Regions from separate parts of the Mus musculus genome. Here region 2 is linked to region 1. Evidence: chromatin loops called from intact Hi-C (ENCODE). Cell type or tissue: heart. All regions are shown on one strand. Each heading gives the region's core, and the rest is flanking DNA. Links, peaks and the distances in the headings are about the cores only. Region 1 overlaps Mybpc1 (myosin binding protein C, slow-type). Region 2 has its middle 16 kb from the start of Mybpc1.

The links. Peaks named below come from ENCODE experiments on the same cell type or tissue, not always from the same donor. Only the 100,000 strongest peaks of a DNase experiment are listed, where the experiment ranks them.
Region 2: it touches region 1 in a loop (2.5-fold over the local background); 2 of 42 quality-filtered maps call a loop at or near these places.

What each region holds. Positions count from the first base shown.
Region 1 is chr10:88,510,914-88,519,248 of GRCm38, reverse strand. It overlaps Mybpc1 (myosin binding protein C, slow-type), which reads left to right. Exons shown (of 29, transcript NM_175418.5): 29 at 680-970. Among named protein-coding and RNA genes, the nearest start is that of Chpt1, 11 kb to the right of the region's middle. In heart, for the core only: CTCF peaks have their summits at 86 (motif pointing right), 4,525 and 5,286; a DNase peak (open chromatin) is centred at 4,548; H3K27ac peaks cover 332 bases.
Region 2 is chr10:88,616,747-88,625,081 of GRCm38, reverse strand. No RefSeq gene overlaps it. Among named protein-coding and RNA genes, the nearest start is that of Mybpc1, 16 kb to the right of the region's middle. In heart, for the core only: a CTCF peak has its summit at 4,097 (motif pointing left); a DNase peak (open chromatin) is centred at 2,321; H3K27ac peaks cover 217 bases; H3K27me3 peaks cover 1,246 bases.

The sequences.
Region 1 (8,335 bases), core at 64-8,063:
TAGTTGTATTTTTTGCACAGTTTATAGATGGCCAAAGTTTTTAATATTTATTATTATACATAAGTACACTATAGCTGTCTTCAGACTCACCAGAAGAGGGCGTCAGATCCCATTATAGGTAGTTGTGAGCCACCATGTGGTTTCTGGGATTTGAACTCAGGACCTCTGGAAGAGCAGTCAGTGCTCTTACCCGCTGAGCCATCTCACCAGCCCCTAGATGGCCAAAGTTAAAGTGAATATTTTTTTTTCCTTCCCAGTGGGCTTGAATCACAATTATCTGTGCTTAATTAAAAAGAACGTTAAGAAATGGCTCTCCTGTTGACTAATAGCCGTTCAGTCAGAACCTTTCCATCATACATGGAGGGTTCCCCAAACCTCTCTCTCAAAGAGCAGTGCTCTCTCCAACAGGTGGGAATTTAAATCGAGATTTAACAACGGTAGAGGAGTAAATTATTATGAGTCTGCCAGGAACTTGATTTCTTCCCCCCCGAGATGCCAAGTGCCTTATATTCCAAATGCATTAAAACCAGGACAAGATTTCAAGTAGGTACTGTGTGATTCCTGTAGCTAACAAGAACAAAACCAACCCCGTTTGTAGGCAGCCAGTGCAGGAGCGTTCTCTTGTCATCTTTTACATAGCTGCTTTTAACGTTCCCTTTTTCCATTTTGTCTTCCCTAGGTGGGCTGTCCTTCTGCAGGCTCCTCCTGCAAGGCGTGCCTCCAAACATAATTGATTCCTATTTGCGAGACTTACAATCAAGCAATCCCGAGGAATACTGAGGGCAGGGCATTGCTTCTAGACACACCCACTGCTTTGAAATCTGATTGAAAATGGATAGTACTTTCTGGTTTTCTCCCAGGCCCCCAAGTGTGGTCACTTTCTTTCTTTCCTCCTAACTTTGAAGAAAGTAAAAAAAAAATATAATAATTGTTTGCACAGATTGCTTAATTAAAAATTGCAAACAAAGTCTCTTGTGCTGTCCTACTTTGTTCACTATGGTCTTGCCTGGTTCACTGTACCTTAGTAAAAAGCCAACTGTATAATAAGGAAAAGCCACTATTTCATTTTATAATAGCCATCTCCAAAGACTTCTCTCTCCCCCAGAGTAAAGAAATCACAACATTCCATAATGGGATCCTGAAAAAAAATCTGTCTCTCTTGACTGCCCTTCTGCTGCGTGCTCCAGGCTGGCCTCGAACTGATGGCGAGTCTTTTGCCACAGCCTCCTGAGTGCTGGGCTTAAAGGTGAGGCATGAAACGCTAAAGTTAGTTTTCATACATTTTTCTAAATCAACTTTTCTAAGTGGGCTTGTTTGGTTCACACAAACCTACTTAACATGAGGGTCTATGCCCTCTTTTTCCATGTGAACTTAATAAGAGTTATCACAACTTTACCTTTCAGGCATTTTCTTTTCAGTTAAAAAAGAAAAAGGAAAAGGTATTTAGTAAATGGAACAAATAAGTTTGCAGTATGTATGCTGAAATAATGCTCTATTTGCTATGCATTTGGAGTTGTAGTCTCAGTCAGAGCTGAGGCAAAAGGCTTAGGCCCAGATGCTACCAAACCTGGGTCATAATACCCCTGTATTAGTCAGGGTTCTCTAGAGTCACAGAACTTATGGATAGTCTCTATATAATAAAGGAATTTATTGATGACTTACAGTCTGCAGCCCAATTCCCAACAATGGTTCAGTAGTAGCTGTGAATGGAAGTCAAAGGATCTAGCAGTTACTCAGTCCCACACAGCAAGTAGGCAAAGGAGCAAGAGCTAGACTCCCTTCTTCCAATGTCCTTATATGGTCTCCAGCAGAAGGTGTAGCCCAGATTAAAGGTGTGTTACACCACACCTTTACTCCCAGATGACCTTGAACTAGGAGATCTCCCTGTCTTAATCTTCTGGAATCCATAACCACTATGCCTCAAGATCTCCATACCAAGATCCAGATCAGAAACTTCTATCTCCAAGCCTCCAGATAAGGGTCACTGGTGAGCCTTCCAATTCTACATTGTAGTTCATTCCAAAGATAGTCAAGTTGACAACCAGGCATAGCCACTACAACCCCTAAGGAAAAATTTCTAGACCCGCCCTCCATGTTTGCCCAAACAGCCAGTCCTAGTACCGGAGGACTAGTACTGTATTCTATGAAGCAGCTCCAGACTTAGTAGTCAATTTTAGTTAACCTTTTAAAAAATAAAATCAAGCTGTTGATAAATGCTTATATAACAATGCCGCAATCTTGTGAACAACTTCTTCACTCTTCCTTAGTTTCAGATAAAGGAGCAGAAGTGTACAGTACCACACCTAAATTTTTAATTTTCTTAGCCACCACTCCCAATAGCCCCCTTCTTTTGTTGTTCCCCCCAGGGGCTCAGTTCATCTTTGCTTGCAGATGTCACCATAGCATCTTACAATGAGATTTAAAATATTTCCTCCTCTCCCTTTCCAAATTTCCAATGGGAATGTGTGAGATCATCCCCTGGGCTGACGATGGGCTCACTGAGGGGAAGATGAAGGTCTGGGTGGTTGCTATGCATCTGGGAATTTCCAGAGAAAACTACTCTATAGTCAAACTATGATGGGTCCTTTTTCTTCTGTTCCCACTGCTTGGTAATCTTGCTCCCTGGATATTACAATTAGCTACTAACTTTGCTCTTAGGCCTTTAATCACTCTGAAATAATGGTTGTCTCTTACTCCCCTAGGATCCGTAGAGTGGTTCCGGTTAGTACCTTGTGGGTACTGACATTTTTAGATGCTCAAGGTTATGTTTGTTTGTTGGTTTGGGGTTTTTTGTTTGTTTGTTTGTTTTGTTTTGTTTTGTTTGACTCAGTGTTTCTCTGTGTATCCCTGGCTGTCCTGGAGCTCACTCTGTAGACCAGGCTGGCCTTGAACTCAGAAATCCACCTGCCTCTGTCTCCCAAGTGCTGGGATTAAAGGCATGCGCCACCACTGCCCGGTGCTCAAGTTTCCTATATCCAAAATATCATAGTATTTGCATTAATCTACATGCTTCCTCCTGTATACTTCAAATTGCCTCTAGATTACTATAATACAAAATAAGCAAAAAAAAAAAAAAAAGTTGTTACATTGCTGTTCCGAGTGTTCTGACAAGGGGTGGGGGGAGCCTTTTCTGCCTCTAGTGTTCAGCACAAACATATTCTTTGAATATTTTCATTATCCTAGCAGCTGGAATCAGGGCCCCGAAGAGCTGTCATGCAAAATCCTTATGCAGACATCTGTGTTCGTTGGTGTTAAGGGGTTGTTCAGAGGTTGACCATTCTGATCATGAATACATTTTTTTTTTTTAAAGAGGAGGCTTTTATTACTATAATGGTGTCAGGTCTACACCTAAGACTCACAGATCCTGAATACACTGCCCAGCCTCCTCAGTCAGGGGATTTTAAAGGCAAAGAGCACTGAAAGACTCCGAGAGGAGCCCCTCGCTCAGGCCTCAGGACAATAGCGAACACCCAAGAACTCATGATAGACCAAGCTTGATGTAAACCACATGAGGCTTTATTGGGGAAAGCCAGAGCTCTGGGGACGACTCATATCCCACGCAGGGGTAGAGGAGTCAACCTTGAGGGGAAAGAGGTCCCAGTTTGTATAGGCCCTCAGTGGGGAAAGGAGAAGGGGGAAAGTAGGGGATTTCAAGAAATGGGTATGGGAGGGGTACAAGGAAAGAGACTGGTGCAGGTGTAGCAACTCCGGATTGGCTGGGCTGTGGTTGCTGGGGAGATTTTCTGACTCTCAGCAACCAATATCACAAACACCTGGCAATGGGCTTTTTCAGTGGGCACACACATGGGTTCAAGGAACGGTCAAAACATTGGCAGACACACGGGTTCAAGGAGTGGCCAGAGCATTGTGCGCCTCTATTTTTCTAAATCAGTGAAGCCAGTTCTGCTAACAGTGACATCTATCTTGCCAATTTCAGGGCTTCTGTGACCTTTTACATTCTGTCAGGATCTTTCAAGCACAATGTTACATTGTGTCTATGCACAAGCAGAAGGTCGTCTGGGCAAAGCAAGCTTTTGTTTACAGAAGCAGAAATAGCAGGTTTGCTAAAGTTGTACAAGACCAGGCTGATTGCAAAAATTAACCCTTAATGTTTGGATGTCCCAATTCGCTTTATAGTCCAGAGATTTTTAAATTTTTAAACATAAAGCTAGCCGGGCAGTGGTGGTGCACGCCTTTAATCCCAGCACTGGGGAGGCAGAGACAGGCAGATCTCTTGAGTTAGAGGCCAGGCTGATCTACAGAGTGAGTTCCAGGACAGCCAGGACGACACAGAGAAACCCAATCTCGAAAAAAAAAAAAAACAACCAAAAACAACCAAACAAACAACCCATAAAGCTAGCCATGAACATAATGTGAGCCATCCCATTAGGAAAGCTATCTGAACATTACTGACTCAGGTATTTTGCACAAATGCAGTCTGGCTAATTCAGAAACACAGGCAAACTAGAACTTGTATACACCCAGTAAAGAACAATGTAGCAGAGCCAGGCAGCACGCCCCTGCAGGCTGCCTGGGGGCACAACAGCTGGGCGGCTGGCCAGGAGAGAGAATACTGGCTGACTGCTTTTGCTGAGTCACACAGTCAAGTCTGTTATGGCATAGAGTCTACATTGTGAAGCTTTCTCCCAGAGTTTCTTTCTCCATTCATAACCTCCTTAATTATATCTAAACATGGCTCTGGCAGGCCTTGCCCTTCTCCCCCATTCCTCTACCTTGATAAGAATCTGTAGATTACTTCTCTAAAGCTAGCCAGAAGGTCTATTCCCTTATTTGTCCACTTCGTCCTCCAGAGGCTGACAACCAAGGGCCAGCTGTCAAAGTAGTGAAGTCCAGCAATCAAAAGCCCTCTTTAGCTCACCTAACTAACATGCCAAATCAAAATTAGACACCTTCTCCTAACACAGGGTTTCCCATTTTGCCTTTATAAACTCATTTTCCTAGGAGCCAGTCTTTCTCCTCTCTATTCAGAGGCAGGCCTTTGTTGTCCAGGACAAATACTCCTTCCTCTCCTTGTTCCCTTCCCCTTCTCCCTTGCCTTCTATTTCCTGTCCCTTATTCCTGCTCTTTGTCCCTCTGGGGCAAATAAATTTCCTTTGTGCTGAAAACTTAGTCTTGTGTCTTCAGTCAGAAACCAGTCCCTTTAGTATCTTTTACTCAACAACATTGTTAGGGTCCGAGAATCCCCAGAGAGTGGTAACTCAGACTCAAATACCTTGCTAAAGCAAAGAGCATTTATTCAGCTAAATCTCCTGCAAGCTGGGGTCTCCCCATCCCGGAATGGAGACACCTAGTGGGCCCAGCTTTTACTGTCACTTAGGGGAATTTCAGGGAGGGGTGTGTGCTCTTTTTACCTTGGTTGGTAAGCTCTATCTCTAGGGGGTCTGACTGATTCTACTATTGGTTAGGCTCTGGAGTCTTCCCAACCGGTTACTTATTCATTCTAGCTACCTAGTCTTACTTCAGGCCAGATGACAAGGTGTCCTTGGATTGGCTGCCCGAGGCTGTGGTTGGCTGACCACGGGTTCCTGGAGCTGGGTTCTCATTTCTGGGAAACAGAAACTTAGGCCTAGACTCCCGAACCGCCATGCATGGAGTTGGGTTGGCTCTGGCTAACTCAGTCCTTTCAATACATGATGTGTCCTCGTACAAGCAATACTTAGACTTTGCAAAGCTCCAAGGAAGAAAAAGGATATTTTGAAACTCTGAAAAATGTCCAAAGCTGTCACTGCCACCGTTTTTTTTTTTTTTTTTTTTTTTTTTTTAGTAGCTTTGCTATAATTAGGTTTAAATATCACTCCATTAAAGCAAAATTGTGTCTCACAAGAATTTACCAGGTTGAGGGTGGGAGGGCAAGAGTTCATTTAAAAACTTGAAAGATCACACTTATTTATTCCTTTTAAAGGCCTAATAAAGGCTTCACCTAAGTTAATATGGAAATAGTAAACACTTCTAAGAAATGTTGAAATGAGACAATATGTTCTTAACTTTTCACTTTGAAGTTGAGGTTGGAAACAAGACTCAGTTCAACAACTGAGTTATTGATAAACTGCTCTGTCTATGACATTAGCTCAGAACTCAGGAACTTAACATTCACAGAAGCAGGGAGGGTATAGAGTGCATATATGGGGAAAAAAAGTGAGAAAAAAAAAAAGCCAGGCAGTGGTGGCACATGCCTTTAATCCCAGCACTTGGGAGGCAGAGGCAGGCGGATTTCTGAGTTCAAGGCCAACCTGGTCTACAGAGTAAGTTCCAGGACAGCCAGGGCTACAAAGAGAAACCCTGTCTCGAAAAAAAACAAAAAACAAAACAAAAAAGTAGAGTGCATATATGGATTCGAAGTTGGGTAATGTGTTTATATATCTGTTCCAATTAATGTACAGGACAAGATATGTTGCTTTCTTTTTCTGTATCAAATGTGACCCTAAGTTTCCTAGCAACCAGGGAGATTGAAAATTCCTCTGATCTGTGTGGAGATAAAGCTGTGCTCTTTCCTGGTGCTTAGGAAAAAGATGGAAGGAAAGTCCTCTGGTCTTCAATGCACAATGGCAATTACATGGCTTATTAAAAGCAAGTGATTGTAAGAAGTGTGACACCAGGCTATTTCGGCCCCCAAGGCTACAGTTTGCCCATTGTATTAGGATCTCCAAAGACACCGAACCAATAAGAGGTCAATGGTTAGATTAGATTGTTAGATTAGATTAGACTGGATAGATAAATGATTGAATTCTAGAAGAGACCTAGGCTGAGGAAGAAGGTCAGCTGGATGCTTTCTCTCTCTGCCTCTCAGAGCTAACAGGCTTTCATCCCAGCATTTCTCCTGAGTCTTCATTGGTAGAATTGAATGATTGAGATTTTGTTAAAAAAAAAAAAACAGAAACAGAAACAAACAAACAAAACCATCCAATCCCATCACCATATAAAATTAACTGCCATACCCTGTCATGTACTAATTTTATGTCTATTCCTTTTGAAAGATCTGGACAGTTCTGCTACTCGGTTGAATTTGGCAGAAAGGACCCCCTGTACTTTCTAGAGTTTTACTCTGGGATTCTCAAGGCATAGACAGTTTCCTCCACAGGTCAGGGAGGGACTCTACAGACCCATGCACACATTCCTGCTGGCAACACTTCTCATGGCCCCCTTTTCTTATAGAGTGTATTTCTTGACTCTATTGGGACGTTTCTCTGAATCCAAATCCCCACAGGGGCGCCTTATAGCCAATATACTCACCCCAAGGCCGAATGTTTGACCTATAGTCACCTGTGTGTCAGGAAGCTGGGGACAGAGATGTGACTAGAATTGGCCAGAGACTTGGGCACCTAGGCCCTCTCTGTGCGTGGCTACCTATAACAGTTGACTAAGGTAAATGACCCCTGTTGTTGGTTCCTTATTTCTGTGGATTCCAATAAATTAGTATTCCTGCATCAAAGATTCAGGTTCCTGCTACAAGACTTTGTGAAAATCCTTCACAATGAAATGTTGATAAAGGATTAGAGAGACAAATGCATTAGTGAGACAACCTGTCGTCCAGATTCTGAGCATTGTCATTGCTCTGTTAATAGTTGCCTGGTGCTCCTTGTGTGTTCCCAGACACACTGACTGGACAACGTCCGAAGTAAGTTACAAGGGGCAAACTACCAGGGCACAGGTAGAACGAGGACACAGAAGTGCTTAGGGCATTGGGTGACTCAAATATGTCATTAAGGAAACACTGTCCTATTCCTACGTATCCGGCACAGGTACCTTTTCTCCTGAGCAATATTGACATTACCTCTGTTTTCTGATGGGGCGAGGTTAGTTCCCCAAGGCAAGCGATTCACACCTGCTTTTCTTTTTCCTTCACCCGCACTCCAATCTTAGAGCCCAGGAAAACATCTTCAAAGAAGTTAGATACTAAATTATTACCCGCTGGCTGGCTTATATTTTACAAGTTAATTAATGAGTAAGCAGGGTTCATCCTCGGCACCGTGGCAAGGAAAATAAGAAAATTATAAGGCAACCTTCATGGAGAAGTATGACAAAGGGTCATTGGAAGGGAGCCAGGTTTCAAAATAAACCGTCATGTGGTCATCTGGGCGATTCCAGGGATGAAGGAGCCAAGGAACTGTCCTCTGCGGGCTACAGATGGGGTGCCTCTTCCAGGCCACCGGGTGTCCACTCCAGCCACGGTGAATTCAGTTCCTATTCCTGCACTGGAAGGTGCCATTGAGAGATGACAGTTGGGGTGACTGTAGGGGTGACAGTGAGGAGAACCCTTTAGTGAGGGCTATTTTTATACTCTTCCTAGCAGCTCATAGCCAGAGCGCCACACACT
Region 2 (8,335 bases), core at 278-8,277, 110 kb before region 1:
GGTGGCCAGGTGAGTTGATGCTGCCCTTCCTATGAGGTTGCAATGGGGGTTGTTTAAAAAGGAGCAAAGGTCCAGCCTCCCACCCCAAATTCCCAAACACACATGCCAAGGGCTTTCAAGAGAACCCAAGAGCATCTTTCTGTGCAATAGCTATTAACACCCCTCCTACCCACAGTTCCAGATGATTCTCTGTAATCTAATCCCCCAACGCTTGTTCCTCCTAAACTTCCAGCCACTGGCTGTCCCCAGCTACTGTCTTCCTGGATTGTCTAACTTAAGCAAGAAACCTTTCTCTTTAGGGCTTTGAGAGAAGGAAGAATTCCCTTTGGCACACTGGAAAGGAAAATAAAATTGTAGGTGTTCCCTTGCCACTGTCCCTCCCTCCCTCCACCCCCCCCCCCGATTTTTCTCATCGCAACGATGTTTGGTAACAGTAGGAGAAATCGTGCCAGTCAGATCAAAAGTAAGGGAACACCAAGGGAAGAGTGGAAAGACACGTGAAAGCAGGGACAGGGACAGGGACGGCAGGTGGGTCTGTCAGAGCAGAGAGCAGGAGGGGATTACACAACAGTCTCGCTGTAACTTAAAATACCATCTCCTGGCGGGTGTACTGCCGGAGGCTCCTGGTGTGGGAGAATTTGTACAACTGTTCAGTGGTGTCCCCAGGAGCATGAAAAGATGGAACACTGCAGAAAGTTAAGTGTCACTAGAGACAGTGGGTTATTGAGGAAAATCACACCAGGAATCAGCACAGCACCTGATCTTGCCAAAACGAATACGATTATTATTGGGAAAGGAAAGTAAGACCTGAGGCCCCGTGTGCAAACTCGCTTGTGTGTGCTCCAGCATTCAGGATTCATACAGCCAGACAGTCTGAAGTCATATCTACACAGCCTACTAACAAACAAAATACAGAAGCCTTTATTCCCAAGTTTCTGTATCTGTAAAATAGGACTGATAATAATTTTTACACACAGGGCTATTATATTATATAATTTATTATATAAATTGTACCAGTAGTAAAAAAAAAACCCCACTCATTATTACAGTAGCCCTGAGATAGAGCCAAGAATGGTCTTTATTATTATTATCATTACTACTACTACTACTACTATTATTATTATTATTATTATTATTTTATTTTTATTATTATTTATCTGAGACAGGATCTTACTGTATAGCTCTGACTGTCCTGGAACTTAGTACATAGACCATGCTAAACCTTAAATTCAGAGATTTGTTTGCCTCTGTTTCCTGGGGGGCTAGGGTTAAAGGCACGCACCACCATGCCCCGCTGCTTTCTTCTCTCAGTCATGGAACTGAAACAGGAATAGAGTAAAAGGAAAAGGAGAGAGGCTGGGGAGACTTCCTTCCTAGTTCAGATGCTGCTGTGGTAATAAATTACTTGCAAATGGAGCAGTGCAGACTACTGGCCAGCCATTTGCTGCTACCATTAGCACATCGGGTATCAGAAGCCAAAATCCAAACTCTCGGGTGAGGCCATTTGAGCCTATATTTATAACTACTCTGGTTGTCTGCAGCTGATGTGAAAGATACTTACTCGCTTGGGAACACCGTCAAGTTCACAAGTGCTACAGAGTGTTTCCACGGTGGCTACGAGTAACGTTGAGCTCGGAAGCTTCTTGGTAGTGTCCAGCTGACTGTGGAATTTGTTCAACCAGCAAACTAACATCGATGTGCCTACCCCTAACCTCCCTTTCCCTCGTCCCCCTCCTCTTTGGAAGGGTCACTCACACAAAGTTGATCAGGTTACCCTCAAAGTTCTCCTGAGGTATAGGCCACCATGCCTTTCATTTACTTATCTTGAAAAATATTTTATCCTCTTATTTATGTATTAAACGAGTTCTTCTGTATTTGACGTAGCAAAGACTCAAAGACTGGAATTGTCTTAAACTGCTTATTTGCAAGGAAAATTGGCTTTGGGTATGCGCCCTTGGCATCCCCCTGCCCCATCCCCAAATCCAACTCCCTACCAAAAGAACCCAGAACGACATCTTAAGGGCAGTGCTAGAAAAATCCTAGTTTGACTGAAGTTATGAGGATTTTTTGGTTACTGAACGTGTCACCAACTAAATCAGACATGCATTTGTTATGTGACGTCATCCCTTCCAAATGCTCTCCGAGGCAAGGGGGAAGTGAGGCTAAACGTGGTTCTGGACTTGGAGTGGCTCCAAGGAAACGTAGACCACCGCTAGCCTTTTGGTTGGAGTTGCCTCTGTGTCTGAGTACTTGAGCCACTTCATGCCCGTGTGCGACAGGATAAGGCGAGGAGAGGTTCCCTGTTCAGGGTTCAAGTGCTCTCGTGACTATCCTAAAATAACACTGAGCGTGATACAGTAGAACTTCACGTAGCTAAGTGTACAGGCTTTCGACTCGACCTTGTCACCCAATCATCGCTCTTCCCGGCTCAAACAAGCTGAGCTGCTGAACAGAATTTTCCATCATCACTGTGTGGCAGAACCCTTGCGCTTCTGCGTTTCCTTTTCCACTTTGCAGTACATCAGCTAGGCTTTCCTAGCTCCCAAATGTTTTCCTAGCGACTTATACCGCTCCTTGCCCGCGGGAGAATCTATTTTTCTATGACTTTGCCTACTTCTTTCGCAAGAATTATAATTACTTTTACATAGCCTTTTTTACTCACGCCGCCAGGTACACCACTGTATTCCCATAGCCAAGTCGTTATGCCTCATTGAGCATTAAAGAAATCTGATCGTTTCCTTGGTCTCTATTTTGGAAGATACAGGAGCGTTTCCCTTAGCGACAGCATGCAGCAATATTTAAACGAGGCTGACAAAGAGGAAGAGTTTGGGTGGAAAAGGAAACCTCTAAATGCCTTGTTTTAACTTACACGAAGATGCGGCATAGGAGATAAAAATGAGAGATTTTTCTTTAAAACTGAATAACCTCTGATGGAGGTGATTATGACCCAAACACATGTGTGAAATTCACAAAGGATAAAAAAGATAAATAAGCAACAGGCTAACGTTGCTTGGGGTTCAAATGGTTTAAAAAAACAAAAACAAACAAAAACAGAACAAAACAAAACAAAACAAAAATACTATTTTATGTATTTTGCCCGCGCATACTCTGTGTACCACATGCCTGTCTGGTGCACGAGGAAGCCAGACATATGTGTTGGATCCTCGAGAGGTGGAGTTACAGATGGTTGTAAACCACCATGTGGGTAGCCAGGTCCTCTGGATGTCAGATCCAGGACCTCTGGAAGAGCAACTGCGCTGAGCCATCTCGCTAGCTCCCAAGTGCTTTTAAAAATAATAAAAACTGGGTAATTTCTGAAGAAAAGCCGCACATAAGCTATATGTGTACAGGACTGTGGGGAAATTATACAGAGAATGAGTCCTGCAGTTTGGGATTGTTTGATTTTTTTTTTCCTCCTATAGTGAATGGAATTTTTAATTTTCTATAGCTTTTTAACATCTGACCGATAGCTTTATGGTTCATGCTCTCAGCCCTTTATTTCAAGTGTCTTTTTTATAGAATGAGTTTCTAGAAGAGGAAACAAATAAGAGGAAATAAACAAATTTTGTTATTCATATAAACAAAGCAATGTTTCCTCTTGTTCCTGTTTTTGTTGGTGGTGGTCTTGTTTGCTTGGTTTTTTGTTGTTGTTGTTGTTGTTGTTCTTTTACTTTGTCTGTTTAGAGTAGATGCTATTTTCATCCTGTTTGCTCTTTGTTTGTTTGTTTGTTTGTTTGTTTGAGGCCTGGTCTCACTATAGATTATATTTATTTGTTTGTTTGCTTGTTTGTTGTTTATTTATTTATTCATTTAATTATTTATTTAGAGATAAGGTCTCACTATGTAGACCAGGCTAGCCTGCACCTCCCTATGTAGACCAGGCTGACTTCCACTGGTCTCTACCTCCTGAGTACTGGGATCAAAAGCCAGTACTACCACACTAGCTCCAAACTCACTTTGAATTCATTATATAGACCAGGTGTCCTCAGACTTAAGGTCCCTTTGTCATAACATCCCCCTGGTTGGCATTACGGGTGATGTCATCAGCTTCATTTCCATATTGGGCAATACACAAACCACCTGTAACTCCAGCTCCAGGGACTCTGATGCCCTCTTCTGGACCCCGCAGATATGTGCATATGCACATACACATAATTAAAAATATTTTAAAAGATGAGTGTCTGTTTTCTTTCTTTTCTAAATCCTGGCTGCAAATAATACATGACGTGAAAAATGAGAAGATATTATAATACAGGTCAGCAGCAAATCTTCTCTCAAGGTGTGTAAATACATTGTTTCATATTAATATGTATAACTACTTTTTTAATTATTATTTTTTGAGTTTTGAGACAGGTTTTACTCTGTAGCCCTGGCTGGCCTGGAATGCATTATGTAGACCAGGCTGGCCTTGAACTTGGGGAAATAGCTTCTGCTTTCTGAGAGCTGAGATTATAGGTGTGCATCACTATGACTGGCCTCATCATTATTTTTTATGGCTATTATCTCTTCAGCATATGCCATTTAGTTATGTAGCATTTATAAATAATACCTGTTAAGTAGTACACAATAATTAATTAGATTCCCATTATTGGAGCTAAAGACTTATTTTCTATTTGTTTGGTTAATTTATTTACTTGTCTATTTTTCAGCCAGGGTCTCACCATGTAACCCTTGTATGTAAGGCCTTGTGTTCTTCCTGCAGCCTCTGTGTGCTAACCTGAAAGGCAGCTGCCACTACACACCATGGCTCATTTTCTTAGTCCCTTTGAACAATGCCATCCCAGCAGAGTCCTTTCTTGTAATCTTTGCTGTCTTGCATATGGAGTTTTGTAGAATTGATTATTAGACATGGGAATCTGAATTCCCAAACCAGAGTGATGGGTTAGACCAATGGTTTCCAACCTGTGGGTCTCGAACCCTTTGGGGACTTAAAGCATACGTTTACTCTATGATTCATAACAGTAGCAAAGTTACAATTATGAAGTAGTGACAAAAATAATTTTATGGTCGGGGGTCACCATAACATGAGGAGATATAGTAAAGGATCTCACAAGTAGGAAGATTGAGAGCCACTGGGCTAGACAACCTTGACAAATTACCAAGCCCACGGGATGTGGCTCTGAATCTCCTACACTATACTCCTGAAGTCAACCCTGTATGAAAGTCTTGAGGGGACTACAGAGCTGCGTGACTTGCCATTTCCTCATCAGTACATCACCCCTTCCTCCGTGGCTGGTCAACTAGAATCTCGCCCACCCTACCCCCACCCCCACCCTGTCTCTGGTCTCTCTGCATTCGGAGTGTGTCACCTCCACTGAGCCTGCACCAACAGCGATGACCACATCACCTACAAATGCTCGTGTCTCATCAACCTTATCCCATGTTTGTATTGTTCTGGTTCCAGAATGCTGATACTTTAAGCCTGAGGCTCTAACTTGAGCAGGAAGAGTTTATTTTGGGGATGAGGAATCTCCCCCCCAGAGACAGGCCTCTCTCAACCTTGCTCTCTCTCTCTCTTTCCCTTCCTCCCTCCCCTTTCTCTCTTCTTCCATTCCCTCCCCCTTCTCCCACTCCCTCCTTCCTCCCCCTTCTCCCACTCCCTCCTTCCTCCCCTTTCTCCTAGACCCTCCTCCCAGTCCCTCCCCCTCTTCCCCCTTCTCCCACTCCCTTTTTTCCCCCAGCTGGGAAGCTCTGGAGGAGGAATTGGTTTCTAAATCTGCACATCACTCCTTTCTCTCTCAGAAAACATCACATTGACTCCCTTATTACATAGAAACAGTCAATGGGACAGTAAGGGGTCGTGTTGACAGTGATTTTAGTCACTTATGGAAAGTGCCCCTATAAATTTCTTCAGTGTATAGAGGTGATGTAGTGAACCCATACAAAGTATGCATTTCATCAGCCCTATAAACACAGTTGTTTAAAGTGGCCAAGGAAGAAGGAAGGCACAGGCAGCACTGTGAACGACAGTCTTCTGCAAGGACAATCTTAGGAAGATGGTGTTCTAATGGTACCATCTCGTAATGGCTCTGTGATGGTTTGAGTAAGTATGGCTCCCAGAGCTTCATGTGTTTGGATGCCGGGCCATAAGGAGTGGCACTATTAGGAGGTGTGACTTTATTGGAGGAGATGTGGCCTTTAGAGGAAATGTGTCCCCATGGAGGCTTTGAGGGCATTTATACTCAAGGTACACCAGTGTGGTTCACAGTACCCTTCTTCCCTCTGGGCCAGTCAGAATCAGCACCAGAGCCTAACGAGGCTCATCACCTTAGGGAACATTAAGAACATAGATTAAAGATGCAGTACCACCTTGTGTGGGGAGCGGGTGTGGCGGCAGTCCCAAAGGCGCCAGGGACTGCAGCTAAGTCATATGACTTGCACCTGACTTCCTCATATAAGACACAAACATCTTGAGTGCTGCGCAGGTGTACCAGGATACAGGTGAATCCAATTTGGTGGAGATTTGCCCCTGCTGCCCTGATTAGCTGAAGCCTCGTGACTGGCGAGGGGGCGTGGCCTGCGGTGCGTGGATGAGAGAGAGTATAAAAGGAGTGAGAGGCCCAGGGTTCGGGGGAGATATAAAAACAAGGGAGATATAAACAAGGGAGATATAAAAACAAGGGAGATATAAAAACAAGGGAGATATAAAAACAAGGGAGATATAAAAACAAGGGAGATATATAAACAAGGGAGATATAAAGAAAGAAGAAACAGGACTGAATAAACGTGTGCAGAAGGATCCTGCTGTGGCGTCGTTCTTGCTGGCGAGTTGGGGGCGCGCTCAAGAACCTTGCATCTCTTTAGTTCAATCAAAATGCAGCCCTGGATAAGGCAGTGAAACCCCACCATACCTATTTTAGGGTTCTCCACAAGACTCCAACGTGTAACCAAGGTGCAGACTATTTGTGTAACTCTTAAACAAACTTTATGTTTCATGGTCCTGAGAAACTTCCAAGTAGCTGGATAACGTCTGAATTATTGTTCCCCTGTCAGGGTAGCCATCTTGGTTCCCTAAGGATGTTACCATAGTTCCTATGTGGATGGTCCCAGAGAACAGGTTAACAGTAGAATTTAAATTAGAGGGTTAGATCATGTGCTTAGAATAAGAGAATAAAGATGGGAATGTGTCCTAGGAAGAGGTAATGGTATAAGCAAAGATACCTGGATAATAGTAGAGTCCGAGGCTATATGTGCACAATGTTACAAGAAACAGTATCAAGAGAAACTGAGGGTTGGCAAGATCATGGGTCAAATCTTTGGCCTTGATGGCAAGATTGCTGATAGATGATTCACCCTGGGAAGGGAATGAGAGCAGGCCTTCTGTGGAGTGGCAAAAGTTTAATTCAAAAATTGCTTTATGCAAAAGAGCCACATACTCTCCAATTAGGACAAGAGACCAGATCTGATTTGGATGTGGTGGTGTGGACCTGTAACCTAGGAGATGGACAATGAAGGCAAGCTCAAAACCAAGTTCTAGGCCAACCTGGGCTACATTCTGAAACCTTGTCAATGACAGAATAAGAGAAGGAGGAGGAGAAGGGGAGAAAGAGCTCACATCTGTCCTCTCAATTACTTTCGTGGTGTCACCAATAAGTCATAAGAGCCCAACACTGGCGGTGCGGAGCTTCTCCTCTAGTTGGTCTTAAGTAGATGCTTATCCCAGACCAGAATCACAAGGGTGGTAATATGATAAGCTGCTGGTGAATCTGTCTTCCCAGAAATCTACCCCTTCTTTAAGAGGAACACTGTGACTTTCTGGGAATACCAAGGGATACCAGTGACAGACCCAGAGAAGGTAACATCTAAGTAGATGTTTGGGGAAGGTCCTGCATTAGAACTGTCCCTGGAGTCTTGCTTATGTTGGAAAGCTGTCACTGGACGATGGCATATAAAAGACGTTACCTTTGAGTGCTACCCCAACCAGCCAGTTGGTTTTCTTTTAAAGTATTTTACTTTCAGAAACTAAATACATTCTGGAATACTTATGTAGGTCTTGTGTATAAAAACTCATGTGTACAAGTGTGGCCCATAAAATCAGATTTCAACACAAAACCATGAGTCCAAATCTCTCATTTGGATATTTTATCCAACTATTTTTAAAGGATTTATTTACTTTATGTATATGAATGTTTTGCTCACATATCTGTGTGTGCACCAGGTATATGCTTGGTGCCCTCAGAGAAGAGGGTATCAGATTACCTGAAATTAGAATTACAGATGGTTGTAAGTAACTATGTAGATACTAAGAATTGAACCCAGGTTCTCTGGAAGAATAGCCTATGCTCCTAACCACAGAGTCACCTCTCTAGCCCCAACTGGGTATTTTAAAGTAGAA